Linked DNA regions of Homo sapiens: region 1 is linked to region 2. A link is a loop called in an ENCODE intact Hi-C map of the cell type or tissue named here. Cell type or tissue: gastrocnemius medialis. All regions are shown on one strand. Links, peaks and the distances in the headings refer to the core of each region. The heading gives the core; the rest is flanking DNA. Region 1 has its middle 160 kb from the start of NR5A2. Region 2 overlaps LOC124904479 (a long non-coding RNA gene).

The links. A loop is a pair of places that touch in the nucleus more often than their neighbours do. Peaks named below come from ENCODE experiments on the same cell type or tissue, not always from the same donor. Only the 100,000 strongest peaks of a DNase experiment are listed, where the experiment ranks them.
Region 1: a loop joins it to region 2, with 2.8 times the contacts of the local background. A loop is called at or near these places in 2 of 110 quality-filtered maps.

Annotation. Positions count from the first base shown.
Region 1 is chr1:200,181,330-200,188,150 of GRCh38, forward strand. No RefSeq gene overlaps it. Among named protein-coding and RNA genes, the nearest start is that of NR5A2, 160 kb to the left of the region's middle. In gastrocnemius medialis, for the core only: no CTCF peak of the experiment used is centred there; a DNase peak (open chromatin) is centred at 3,062; H3K27ac peaks cover 2,397 bases.
Region 2 is chr1:200,239,851-200,246,671 of GRCh38, forward strand. LOC124904479 (a long non-coding RNA gene) reads right to left here. Exons shown (of 2, transcript XR_007066782.1): 1 at 3,534-6,821; 2 at 1,788-3,420. Among named protein-coding and RNA genes, the nearest start is that of LINC00862, 130 kb to the right of the region's middle. In gastrocnemius medialis, for the core only: no CTCF peak of the experiment used is centred there; a DNase peak (open chromatin) is centred at 2,911; H3K4me3 peaks cover 1,290 bases; H3K27ac peaks cover 1,514 bases; H3K27me3 peaks cover 700 bases.

The DNA.
Region 1 (6,821 bases), core at 766-5,765, 59 kb before region 2:
CGAAGGGGATTAGAACTGTGCTTTGTGGCTCAGAGAGTAGAAACCCGTAAGGTAGGTAAATATTTTGAAGGGGAAGATTTTGACACAATGTGGAAAAAGAAAGCTTAATGGTCAAAGCTGTCCAAAAATGGAACTAACTATATTAGAGGCTGGTGACCTCCTAGGAACTGCTCCACCTGAGGCTGGACCTGACAACAGTGTTGGGGATGTGACTCCTACATGGAGTGGCTGGGTAATGTTTAATGACCCTCCAGAACTGACAGTCTAAGATTCCAGCAGGGCCAACAAAACAGACAGGTCTAAACCTTCAGGAAGGTCCTCTTTGCTCACTTCTCCCCGCAGGGAAGATTTGCTTGTGCTATTAGAGTCTGCTAGAATGGCGAGATACTGAGAGGCACAATCCAACCAACTCCAGAGACCTAAGTATATAAGGGAGAAATTCATGAAGCTTGTTTTAGTATTTATTTATGATGCATGAGAAAAATCACAGCCTGCCAAACATGTTAGACCAATTCATGTTTACAAACAGGAAAGAGTTAGCATTCTGAAAATGTGTCTACCTTTTGGAAAAATTGTATTCCTGTCTTTGCCTCTGCTTCTCCAGTATCTGATATGTAGTGGGAAGAAGCTCATGGTCAAGGTGCTGGTTCCCACATGCATATACCTCCTCTGTGTGAGGGTCAAAAACATTCTCTGGTTAGATGATGTCACCTAGGAACATTGCTGGTGCTTGTCCTCCCAGCCCTTCCTCACAGCTCACCCCACCATCTGATGAAAGACAGCCAATTGAAAAAGTTGCACTGGGCTGGGCGCGGTGGCTCATGCCTGTAATCCTAGCACTTTGGGAGGCTGAGGAGGGTGGATTACCTAGGGTCAAGAGTTTGAGACCAGCCTGACCAATATGGTGAAACCTCGTCTATACTAAAAATACAAAAATTAACCAGGCATGGTGGCATGCACCTGTAGTCCCAGCTACTGGAGAGGCTGAGACAGGAGAATTGCTCGAACCCAGCAGGCAGAGACTGCAGTGAGCCGAGATCGCGCCACTGCACTCCAGCCTGGGCAACAGTGCAAGACTCCATCTCAAAAAAAAAAAAAAAAAGAAAAGAAAAGAAAAAGTTGCACTGGAGAAACCCAGAACATCCATAAAAATGTCTTAATATTTTTATTAATTTTATTTGTATTAATTAGTTGAATAAAAACAATGTATCCCATATCCAATATTTCTCACTTGAGAAATATTAATTGTTCCAGGCAATGATCTAGTTGAGGAAATGACCCAAAGAACACATACTAGAGAGATTTCATGAAAATAATAGCATCTATGTTTAAGCACTACGTGCTGAGTTTTGAGTGCGATATGCTATGGCAGACAGTTATCTCCCCAAAATGTATCCTCTCTTTTTTTCCTGGACACACAGCTGCCCAGCTGAAGACTATATTTTCCGGCTTCCTTTGTAGTGAGGCACGACCAAGTGAGTAAGATGGGGCTGTGGCAATGGGATGTGAGCTGAAGTGACAAGCATACCTTTTCAGTCTTCTCCATCGGTAAAAGCGAGTCACTTTCCTTAGTCGTTGGCGCCTAGCCCTTTCCCTGGCTGGACCCGAGGTGCAGACAGCAATCCAAGATGACCAGTGATTGAAGAGCAACAAGAAAGCTGTAACCTTGGGTCCCTGAATGGCCTGGTAGTGTCCACAGACCAGCCTCAAGTGACAGAGAAATAAACTGCTCTCTTATTTAAGCCACTATATCTTGGGGTCTCTTTATTTCCAAAGCTTAGCATTTACCTTAATATGCAAACATGATTTCATTTAATCCTCATAACGACCCCTTCTTGTGACTATGAAAACTGAAACTTACAGACGTACATAACTTGTTCAAAGTCCTGCAGTTAGAAAGTGACAGAGTGAGGGTTCAAAAACAGTTCTGATTCTAAACCTCAGGAGTTCGGAACCTGAACCACTTAGCTACAGTGTCTTCCTGAAAGCACACACCAAGGTGTCCTGTAGAGTCAACATTCACTCCAACAACTGAGCATTTTCTTTAGGACCTAAAAGAAGCAGGCTGGGCATGGTGGTTCATGCCTGTAATCCCAGAACTTTGGGAGGCTGAGGTGGGCAGATTACCTGAGGTCAGGAGTTCGAGACCAGCCTGGCCAACATGGCAAAACCCCATCTCTACTAAAAACACAAAAATTAGCCAGGTGTGGTGGCACATGCCTATAATCCCAGACACTTGGGAGACTAAGGCAGGAGAATCACTTGAACCCAGGAGGCGGAGGTTGCAGTGAGCCAAGATCACACCACTGCACTCCACCCTGGGCAACAGAGTGAGACTCTGTCTCAAAAAAATAATAATAACAAATTAAAAAGAAAAGAAGCAATAGTGACAGATACATTTCTAATAATTGCAACACCAAATAACTAGAAATTTTCTTGACCTTAACAAGAGCCTAGACAAGCACAGTTATAACCACAGACATCCAAAACAAGGGTCAGCTGCTCAGTGCCGTGGGAGCATTGACAACACAGACATTCTATGAGTCTTACATAAATGAGAATTTTGAGGTGGTGACCTTTATTTTCTATACCACCTCAACGGGAAACATTGGCATAACCACCACTTATTAGCCCTGACTATGTTGTAACTATAAGAGCTATACTAATTTTTATACCTTGGTTTGATTAGTAGTTTCCCTGTTTATTTTATCACAAAATCACTTGAGCCATGTTCTCTATACATTAATTATTACAGACTACACAAATAGAAAGCAATTATGTTAGAAGAGAAAACATGTTGTGTCGATCATTTCTGCTCACATTACTTTGCCATCAGTGCAGTTAGCAAGGTACTGGCTGTTTAAAAAAATTTTGTCCCAAAGATTTTCCCCAGAAGTAAATTAAGACTGCCAAAAGGTCTCTGCCATAGAGGTGGAACAAGCTTCTATAAATAAGTGTGGAAACACGTGTTACATTCCCCCTGAGTGTTGCTGTAACAGGCTTTATTTCGCCTCTGCTCTTGCCTTGGGGCCTTGTGTTATTTGAGTGTCAAATGTTCCTGCAACTATTGTGTGGCCTGGATTCCAGCCAAGCTCCTTGGGCAATGCCCGATCAGTGCTCACTCATCCTCTCTACTTCCCTTAAAGAAGTCTTAAAGTGGCACAACCACCTGGGGAGAGAGAGAAAGCCTGTCATCTCTCGCTCTCTTTTTTTTTTGTTTTGAGACAAGGTCTTTCTCTGTTGCTCAGACTGGAGTGCAATAGCATGATCATGGCTCACTGCAGACTTGACCTCCCAGGCTCAAGTAATTCTCCCACCTTTGCCCCCTGAATAGATGGGACCACAGGTGTGCACCACCATGCACAGCTAACATTTTGTTTTGTTTTGTTTTCTGTAGAGACAGGGTCTCCCTGTGTTGCCCAGGCTGGTCTCAACCTCCTGTGCTCAAGAGATCCTCCCACCTCAGTCTCCCAAAGTGCAAGGATTACAGGCATGTAATGGATTAATGCAGAATCTAGGAAACAAAACATAGAAGAGATGGATTGTTAAACTCCATCTCTCCCTTTTCGTTTCATCATCTGATTTTGGGGAAGAACCTGCCTTTCCTCAACCTACCAGTAAAAGAAAAGGCAATAAAACACACCATTATCATGGGTTTATTTCACATCTTTAAAAATAATCATCTTGGCTAAACTAAGCAAAAAATAAAAGTGGCATGACAGTGGTTTCTGCTTTTTGTGCTTCTTTTCTGTTTTTGCTTTGTTTCATTTTAATGTAAAGGAAACTCAAATGAGGAGCTTGTTTGTCTTCAACACTAACATTCAGGCTCTTTATCCAGCCATATTTGTGCCTGAAGTGTTATTAGCCAAAGATAATTTTACAGAAGGTACAAGATTTAAATGTGGATGCTGCTTACAAAGGCATAAAAGGCTGAATAACAGATGACTGCTGGGACATGAGAAGTGAGAATCAAAAAGCCAAGGAAGGGCCACCCACAGATAGAGAAAAGAAGACACGGCAGGGGACGGGGGTGGGAGCGGGTGGAGCCAAGATAGCCGAATAGGAACAGCTCCAGTCTACAGCTCCCAGCATGAGCAATGCAGAAGACGGGGGATTTCTGCATTTCCAACTGAGGTACCAGGTTCATCTCACTGGGGAGTGCCTGACAGTGGGTGCAGGACAGTGGGTGCAGCACACCGTGCGTGAGCCGAAGCAGGGTGAGGCATTGCCTCACCTGAGAAGCTCAAGGGGTCAGGGAATTCCCTTTCCTAGTCAAAGAAAGGGGTGACAGATGGCACCTGGAAAATCGGGTCACTCCCACCCTAATACTGCGCTCTTCCAACAGGCTTAACAAACGGCACACCAGGAGATTATATCCCACACATGGCTCGGAGGGTCCTACACCCACGGAGCCTTGCTCATTGCTAGCACAGCAGTCTGAGATCAAACTGCAAGGTGGCAGCAAGACTGGGGGAGGGGTGTCTGCCATTGCTCAGGCTTGAGTAGGTAAACAAAGCAGCTGGGAAGCTCTAACTGGGTGGAGCCCACCACAGCTCAAGGAGGCCTGCCTGCCTCTGTAGGCTCCACCTCTGGGGGAAGGGCACAGACAAACAAAAGACAGCAATAACCTCTACAGACTTAAATGTCCCTGTCTGACAGCTTTGAAGAGAGTAGTGCTTCTCCCAGCATGCAGCTTGAGATCTGAGAACGGGCAGACTGCCTCCTCAAGTGGGTCCCTGACTCCCGAGTAGCCTAAATGGGAGGCACCCCCCAGTAGGGGCAGACTGACACCTCACACGGCCAGGTAATCCTCTGAGACAAAACTTCCAGAGGAACGATCAGGCAGCGGCATTTGCAGCTCACCGATATACGCTGTTCTGCAGCCACCGCTGCTGATACCCAGGCAAACAGGGTCGGGAGTGGACCTCCAGTAAACTCCAACAGACCTGCAGCTGAGGGTCCTGACTGTTAGAAGGAAAACTAACAAACAGAAAGGACATCCACACCAAAAACCCATCTGTACGTCACCATCATCAAAGACCAAAGGTAGATAAAACCACAAAGATGGTGAAAAAACAGAGCAGAAAAACCGGAAACTCTAAAAATCAGAGCGCCTCTCCTCCTCCAAAGGAATGCAGCTCCTCACCAGCAATGGAACAAAGCTGGACAGAGAATGACTTTAATGAGTTGAGAGAAGAAGGCTTCAGAAGATCAAACTACTCCAAGCTAAAGGAGGAAGTTCAAACCAATGGCAAAGAAGTTAAAAACTTTGAAAAAAAATTAGATGAATGGGTAACTAGAATAATCAATGCAGAGAAGTCCTTAAAGGACCTGATGGAGCTGAAAACCATGGCACAAAAACTACATGACAAATGCACAAGCCTCAGTAACCGATGCAATCAACTGGAAGAAAGGGTATCAGCGATGGAAGACGAAATGAATGAAATGAAGGAAGAAGGGAAGTTTAGAGAAAAAAGAATAAAAAGAAACGAACAAAGCCTCCAAGAAATATGGGACTATGTGAAGAGACCAAATCTATGTCTCATTGGTGTACCTGAAAGTGACGGGGAGGATGGAACCAAGTTGGAAAACACTCTGCAGGATATTATCCAGGAGAACTTCCCCAATCTAGCAAGGCAGGCCAACATTCAAATTCAGGAAATACCAAGAACGCCACAAAGGTACTCCTCGAGAAGAGCAACTCCAAGACACATAATTGTCAGATTCACCAAAGTTGAAATGAAGGAAAAAATGTTAAGGGCAGCCAGAGAGAAAGGTCGGGTTACCCACAAAGGGAAGCCCATCAGACTAACAGCTGATCTCTCAGCAGGAACTCAACAAGCCAGAAGAGAGTGGGGGCCAATATTCAACATTCTTAAAGAAAAGAATTTTCAACCCAGAATTTCATATCCAGCCAAACTAAGCTTCATAAGTGAAGGAGAAATAAAATACTTTACAGACAAGCAAATGCTGAGAGATTGTGTTACCACCAGGCCTGCCCTAAAAGCGCTCTTGAAGGAAGCACTAAACATGGAAAGGAACAGCCAGTACCAGCCACTGCAAAAACACACCAAATTGTAAAGACCATCAAGGCTAGGAAGAAACTGCATCAACTAATGAGCAAAATGACCAGCTAACATCATAATGACAGGATCAAATTCACACATAACAATACTAACCTTAAATGTAAATGGGCTAAATGCTCCAATTAAAAGGCACAGACTGGCAAACTGGATAAAGAGTCAAGACCCATCAGTGTGCTATATTCAGGAAACCCATCTCACGTGCAAAGACACAAATAGGCTCAAAATAAAGGGATGCAGGAAGATATACCAAGCAAATGGAAAACAAAAAAAGGCAGGGGTTGCAATCCTAGTTTCTGATAAAACAGACTTTAAACCAACAAAGATCAAAAGAGACAAAGAAGGCCATTACATAATAGTAAAGGGATCAATTCAACAAGGAGAACTAACTATCCTAAATATATATGCACCCAATACAGGAGCACCCAGATTCATAAAGCAAGTCCTTAGTGACCTACAAAGAGACTTAGACTCCCACACAATAATAATGGGAGACTTTAACACCCCACTGTCAACATTAGACAGATCAATGAGACAGAAAGTTAACAAGGCTATCCAGGAATTGAAATCAGCTCTGCACCAAGCAGACCTAATAGACATCTACAGAACTCTCCACCCCAAATCAACAGAATATACATTCTTTTCAGCACCACACCACACCTATTCCAAAATTGACCACATAGTTGGAAGTAAAGCACTCCTCAGCAAATGTAAAAGAACAGAAATTATAACAAACTG
Region 2 (6,821 bases), core at 1,005-6,004:
CAGCTGCGCAGGAGGACTGCTTGAGGCCAGGAGTTCAAGTTAGCCTGGGCAGCATAGGGAGACCTCATCTCTAAAACAATAAAATAAATAAATAAATAAGAAATGAGGTCATCAGAAGATTTTCAGGGGGGGAAAAAACAGAAACCTCAAGTTTGTAGCTTCTCACTACATAAACATGTACTAAATTCTAAATTTGAATTTTTTTTAAGTGTGCCATACCATCTAATGAATGGAAGGCAATACAATGTAGACCTGGCTTTAAGGATCAATTTCAGGGGCTGATCTACGGGGGGACTGATATACAGGGGTGCTAAGAAGTTTCTGCTTACCCTCAGAAATACCTCTCCTACCAAGCAAACTAACGCCTAAAATTTGAGAATTTTATTTTCTTAGCTTAGACTTTTGTCTTCTTTTAAAATACAAATATCCCTAGGAAAGGCTATTAAGCCAAGCATCATTTACACTGGAGTGTGAACTAGTTTATCTTAATCTCTCCACGTGTAGATGGGACAGAAATAACGAAGAACCTGGATACCTATGAGTTAGAAAGAGACGAGATGAACGAGGAGGATGCCGGGTAAATTTCAGCTAATTCAATATTTGGCCAAAGCCAAAGAGATTTCTACATTTTAAGCAATTGAGTAAAGATAAAGTGCTAGCATTTCTTCAAATAACTAGCCAGGTTTTAATTGCTGTTAACCCTAGGTTATATACCCAAGGGCCTGGAAGGCAATAAACTTGGCATCTGTCTTCTCTACTTCATAGACTCCCTGACCAGATTTGTTTTGCAAAGGTCACTTAATTAGTACTCTGGGTAACAATTTTAAGTTAACATTATCTTCTCCTAGATAATGATAGCATTTTGCATGTGCTAAGTAAAACAGGAATTAACAAAATTCCAATGGCTTACTTAGATGATAAATAATGAGCCATTTTAAGGAAGAGCTCTCCTGGGGCGTGCGGAAAAACCTGCCGCTGAAGGCAAGCTCGCCCGGATGTGGAACTCTGCACAGGCATAAACAGGAAATGGAGCAGCTTGCGCTGGGACTGACAGACAGGCTTGGAATGGCTCGTCTGAAGTGGGCATAGTGCTTGACCCCCGGCAAAAGCTGAAGCTCTTGTTTTGTTACTTTTTATTTTCACATCTGTACGGTCCATATTTCCAAAATCCTATCCAATTGCTCTGAGACATTTGTGAAAAATACCACACATACCAACAACCAATACAAGTATCTCCCTAATCCAAATTATAGAGGTGCACATGATGTTTTCATAGCTTTCATGTTGCCTCTTGACACAGTATTTAACAAAATTATTGTCAGTGAAAAGTTCCCAACTCTTAAAAGCTCTCTAGAGAGGGCTGTGCTGTTCCTTGTGTATTAGTATCATTGTGTACGCGCCGTCTACTATACTAGTTTGGCTTTTTATAGACAATATATTTTTCTCTAAACTGAAGCAAGGGATCTGAAACTTTGAATCTCATGTGATTATGCAAGGAAGGAGGCCTATAACCCTATAAAAAAATACAGATCCAAACCCGTTCCTTACCAAATGTATTGAAATGATCCCATTTACCAGAACAACTGTGAAGACAGAAGTTTCCCCATGCAATAGAGATCAATCCACTTTTACTGAGCTCATAAGGAGCCCACATCAATCTTTCTTTGAGGACATACATATCATCAGTAAAATTCAGCTGTGTATCATGGCATATGACATTATTCAATATCCATCTTGATCTTAAAACAAAAGTTCATTTCTGGTGAAAATAAGGCCAACAAATCATATTTTCTTAAACGTTTGAGTTTAATCATTTATGAGATCACGTCTCTTTAAAAAGTCTTCATGGTAATAAAAAAGTATGGTAACAACAAAAATGACAACAAATGATATACGATTATTTTGGGGGTGTGTAAAATTTAACACAAATGTAACATAAAATTGAGTTAAAATGATGTTTATATAGAAAATAATTATTTTAATTAATGAGCTTGCATGTATGAGGGTCTATTTTGTTATACTATGATTTGTAGAGCAAATTAATAAATAGTATTCTTTTAGTATTTACTTATTCGTTTAGCTATGTTATGCCAAGAGGAATTGGTAGTGATTAATAAAGAGGGACAGTTTTTGTAGATTCTTCTTTAACCATAAATAAGCTGGACACCTTTTATATGAGTATTGTTATTAATGGCAACAACAAATCTTTAACAATGTAGGCAGTGTGTCTGGAATTTGTAAAAGAGATGCCATAAAGAGGTCAAAGGAAGAAGACAGAAAAAGTGTGGGTTTATCGCTCATGTATATTAATCCCCAATAAGACAGGATCTGATATCGCAGCATCTTAGAGGAAGAAAACAAAACCATTACTGCGTAAACATCCCCAGTGAGGAGCCAACGAGACTCAGAGGCCCTGTCTGCAGAAGCAGATAGCGGTCACCCACCCATCCATCCATCCATGACACACCCCCATCAGAGAAGAGGGTCTGCTTTGTGTTTATTGGGTCTGGAGCTGAGGCTGCAATAGATGACCAATATAACAGAATGGGGGCAAATCACTTAAAATGTCTGAAATTGCATGACTAGTTGACATTATGCAATTTCCTAACTTACTATTCAACTTCACTTTCCACTAGGTGCTGAGAGCATGAGCATATAAGCAACAGGAGTTTTTAAAAGGCCGCTCTTCAATGCAGACAGAGCTAAGCACCTCAGTAGTGACACAATATAAACTTCACTACATGAAATCCTGGAAGTTGATGTAAACAGCTTTTAATAGCAGTGAACATTTGTTCGCTTTGTTTAGACCATCTGGATGTTCCATTGTGTTCAGTTCAACACTGACTGCCGCCGGGTGACAGTTGATATATGTTAAGTACAAGCAAAGTGCCTCAGCCCACTCTGGGGACCTTAACGAGAACTTTTCAGTGTTTTGTGGATTATTCTGTCAGATCGCAGCCGAGTCGCCTGCATCCTTTATGGCTACATGCCAAAGTCCTCCGGCTTTTTTATCAAAGGAGAGTTTTGCTTTTACTGTTTGAAAGGTTAGGAAAACTATGCCAAAGTTCTTCCAGGCAGCTTGGAGAGCACGAGCTGACAGGAATGATTTCCAATATGGAGGAGAGAATAAAGAGGACCTTGGATCCTAAGAGAAGCCAGGCTTTGCTTGTTTAATATGCAACATGTCTGACAAACAAGCCATTAAAACACCACCAAAGAAAATCTGCCCGATAAACATATAAAGCGGTTAGTTTTCTGAAGAGGAGAGATTATTCCTTAAAAGCACAATCTCCTCCACCCGCACGAACCACTGTGTGGTGTGCAATTGTGCATACGTATGTTTACTTTCTAATGCAAAGAAGCCTCCGCGTGCTTATCCTGATGTTGCACGAAGCAGAATCATTCAAGTGAAAAATGCCACTGCAAAAAGAGAACGAAACAGATCAACATTACTTTGTATAAAGATTACACAAGCACAGTTGGCGCCCTGCAGAGCAAAGAAAGGGCTTAAAAATCTGCCCTGACTCACTTACCAGCCAGTTTGGCTTTATTGGAACATCTGCGAAATGCTAAATTTGCACTTCTGGAGCTCTTCGAACCCACTGCTGTTGCTGCTGCTTGGTGAAACACAGATGAGGCATGATGGAGCTGGGATCGCTTGAGATACAATTATATTTCTGACTTCTTTTTTTTTTTTTTTTACTACATCATTTAAAAATGATTTAATAAATGCAATTTTACCTCACTACAGAAAACATAGAAACTAGATGATGTCCAAGTTGAGTATCCCTTATGTGAAATATTTGGGACAAGAGGTGTTGTAGGATTTCGGATTCTTTTGGATTTTGGAATATTTCATATACATAATGAGATATCTTGGGGATGGGACCCAAGTCTAAACACAAAATTCATTTATATTTCACATACACTTTATACAGATAGCCTGAAGGTAATTTTATACAATATTTTTAATACTTTTGTGCATAAAACAAAGTTTTGATTGCAACCTGTCACATAAGGTCAGGTGTGAAATTTCCTAGTTGCAGCATCAGGTCAGTGCTCAAAAAGTTTCGGATTTTGGAGGATTTTGAATTTCAGGTTTTCTGATTCAGAATGCTCAACCTGTATCATAACAACTTGATCTCAGATTCTTGTTCATGCTGGAAACATAATGATACCTCTTGTGTTTGGTGTCCTGCCAGATCTCAATGAAAAGTCGAAATGAAGGGGAGAAAGTTTATGTATAGGTGAAATCTATGATTGATATAACTCTGGGTACCATGATTTAGATAACATTTGGTTCTAACAAGTACCACAATCGTCACCCTTTCCTTCTTTATCTTAGGTGGCACGAAACAGGTAAGGAAAAGCCTGTAGGAAAGGGGGAAACGTTGAGAACCAGATAGACTAATCTATGAAATGGGGATACTAATATCCCATCATAGATTTCATCTAAGGATTAAACGAGACAGTGCATGCAAAGATGCCTGCTACAGTGAATTGTTTCAACAAATGGTTATTGATCAAAATTGGTCACTAGACAAAAATCTACTGAAAATTTAATTATGTAAAGTCATTATATAGGCAAATAAGGATCTATGACAATATATTTTTAAGATACATTAATAGACAGATAAATAAGTTATTTTTGAGAGAGATCTCTATGTTGTATTGAACAAATTATACCAAAGATTCTTAGTTCCACTTATGGATTAATTACGTGTCAAGAGCAAGACAACTTTTCCAATAGTTTCTAAAGATTGCGTTTATCTCCTAATTTTTTCATGATTACAAATTAAGCAAAAAACCGTGTTCGATAGTTCAAAAGAAAAAGAGCACAGAGAAGATTACTGGAAGAGTATTCTCTGTTACGTCTGGTAAATAAAATATACATGTGTATATGTGTATTATTGCATGTATTGTGCACTACTCTCAGGATAACTTTTGAAGTGCCTAGAACAGTACATCATAGAAGCACAATAAATGTTCATTGAATGAATGAAAAAACCCTTAAGGGTTCTGCATCTGTAATTCTACAGTGCAGCAATCTTGAGTCTTAGCAAACATCAAGCACAATTGTCACAACAAAAAAAAAACCACTATGAGTTTCTAATATAACAATAAACAACAGTAACAAATGACCAAATAGTTAAAATTTTCAGAAACAGAAATTTTCATCAGAACTTAACTGATTTTCCAAAGGATGGTGAAGTAGATGTGGATTAAACAATTATTATGATTTTTTAAAAATTCATAGTCTTTATTGCCTTTGTATCTAACATAATAGATTTCAAAGTGTTTTTATACTCAAAACTTATTTAAAATGACCTATCTTTATGCCCTTTTCTTTGAAATAAAACTTAAAGCATATAGTTTTAAAGAATAACTATAGTTGAATTATTAGAATCACGTTTGTTTTTTTCCATTTACTTTTACCTCTCTCAAATTAAGCCATATCCAAGATAATATATGTAACATGAAGGGAGTGAACAAATAGTTTCTGTGGCAAATTGTGTCTTCAAAAGATGGCCATAACGTCTCCCATTCCAGAAGCTCTTCTGACCTTGGTGCTCCTCTCTGCAAGTGCTGGGGTCTGTGCCCCCTTTCTTTGAACCTGAGAAGACATTTACGACGACCTCAACGAACAATATAGTGAGAATGATGCTGTGCACCTTCTAAGGCTAGATTTCTTTAAATGCCATGTACTTTTGCTTTGTTCTGTTGGAATCCGGCCATCAGGCTGGGAGGAGACGCAAGCTGCCTCACAGATAGGCCCACATGGAAAGTCCCTGGCCCCAGCTCTGGCTTGATTCCTAGATGACATTCAGGACCAACTCACCAACCATCAGAGTGAGCCATCTTGAAAACGGATTCTCTAGCCCCGAGTCAGCTGACCCACCCATGCCACATAGGGCAGAGATGAGATCCAAGCTGAAGATTCATGAGCAAACTAAATAATTTCTTTCTTATAGACTACTATGTTTTGTGGTGGCTTGTTATGCAGAAATACAAAGCACATATAGTTTCTAAGATTAGAATTCTGAGATTCTACAAAGTTATATGTATATTATTTGTAATATTTTGCTTAAGTGGTTGGTAGAGCACAATTAGTATTTGTGGGACTTGTTAGAAATAGGAAATGAGATTTTAGTACTAGAAAATTGGATTGAAGCTCTATCTGAACTTTATATTTCACCTACAAAACATAAATAACATTCACCTATAAGATAGAAATAACAATTTAGGGTTTATTTATGCTTTCTAGAAGCTATCCATAATAGCAGCTATGAAACAACAATGTAACATCAAATAATTTGATTATATAAATATTTCTAAGTCAGTTGGGTAAACTGAGCCAGAGTTTCATTTAAAAAATTATAAGACATTTCCTGAGATGTAAAACTTGGTTATTAATCAAATGAAAGAATATAAATGGAAAAACACTTTGTAAACCATAAATCATTCTACTAGAAGAAGTCAATATTTTAAAACACACACATACAACTTATTATTTCAAAATCTAACAGCTCCAGTTAGACGTACATGATCAGAACATTGTAAATAATACATTTATAAATTCATTAATCCTTTTTAAAATTCCAGACTAATGAAAAATAGTGCATTTTTAAACAGCTACTTTGGCAGCAGGGGATTGGATTAGATGACCTCTTAAAGTTCTCTTCAGGTCCTATGATTCTGAGAAATACAAGCTGTCTTTCTATCTATAGACACCAGTTCACAGAGGATTTTAAATCTAATTCCAATTAGCTAAATTCCTTGCATTATACAAAAACGAAAAAAAGTCCATTTCAATGCCCATA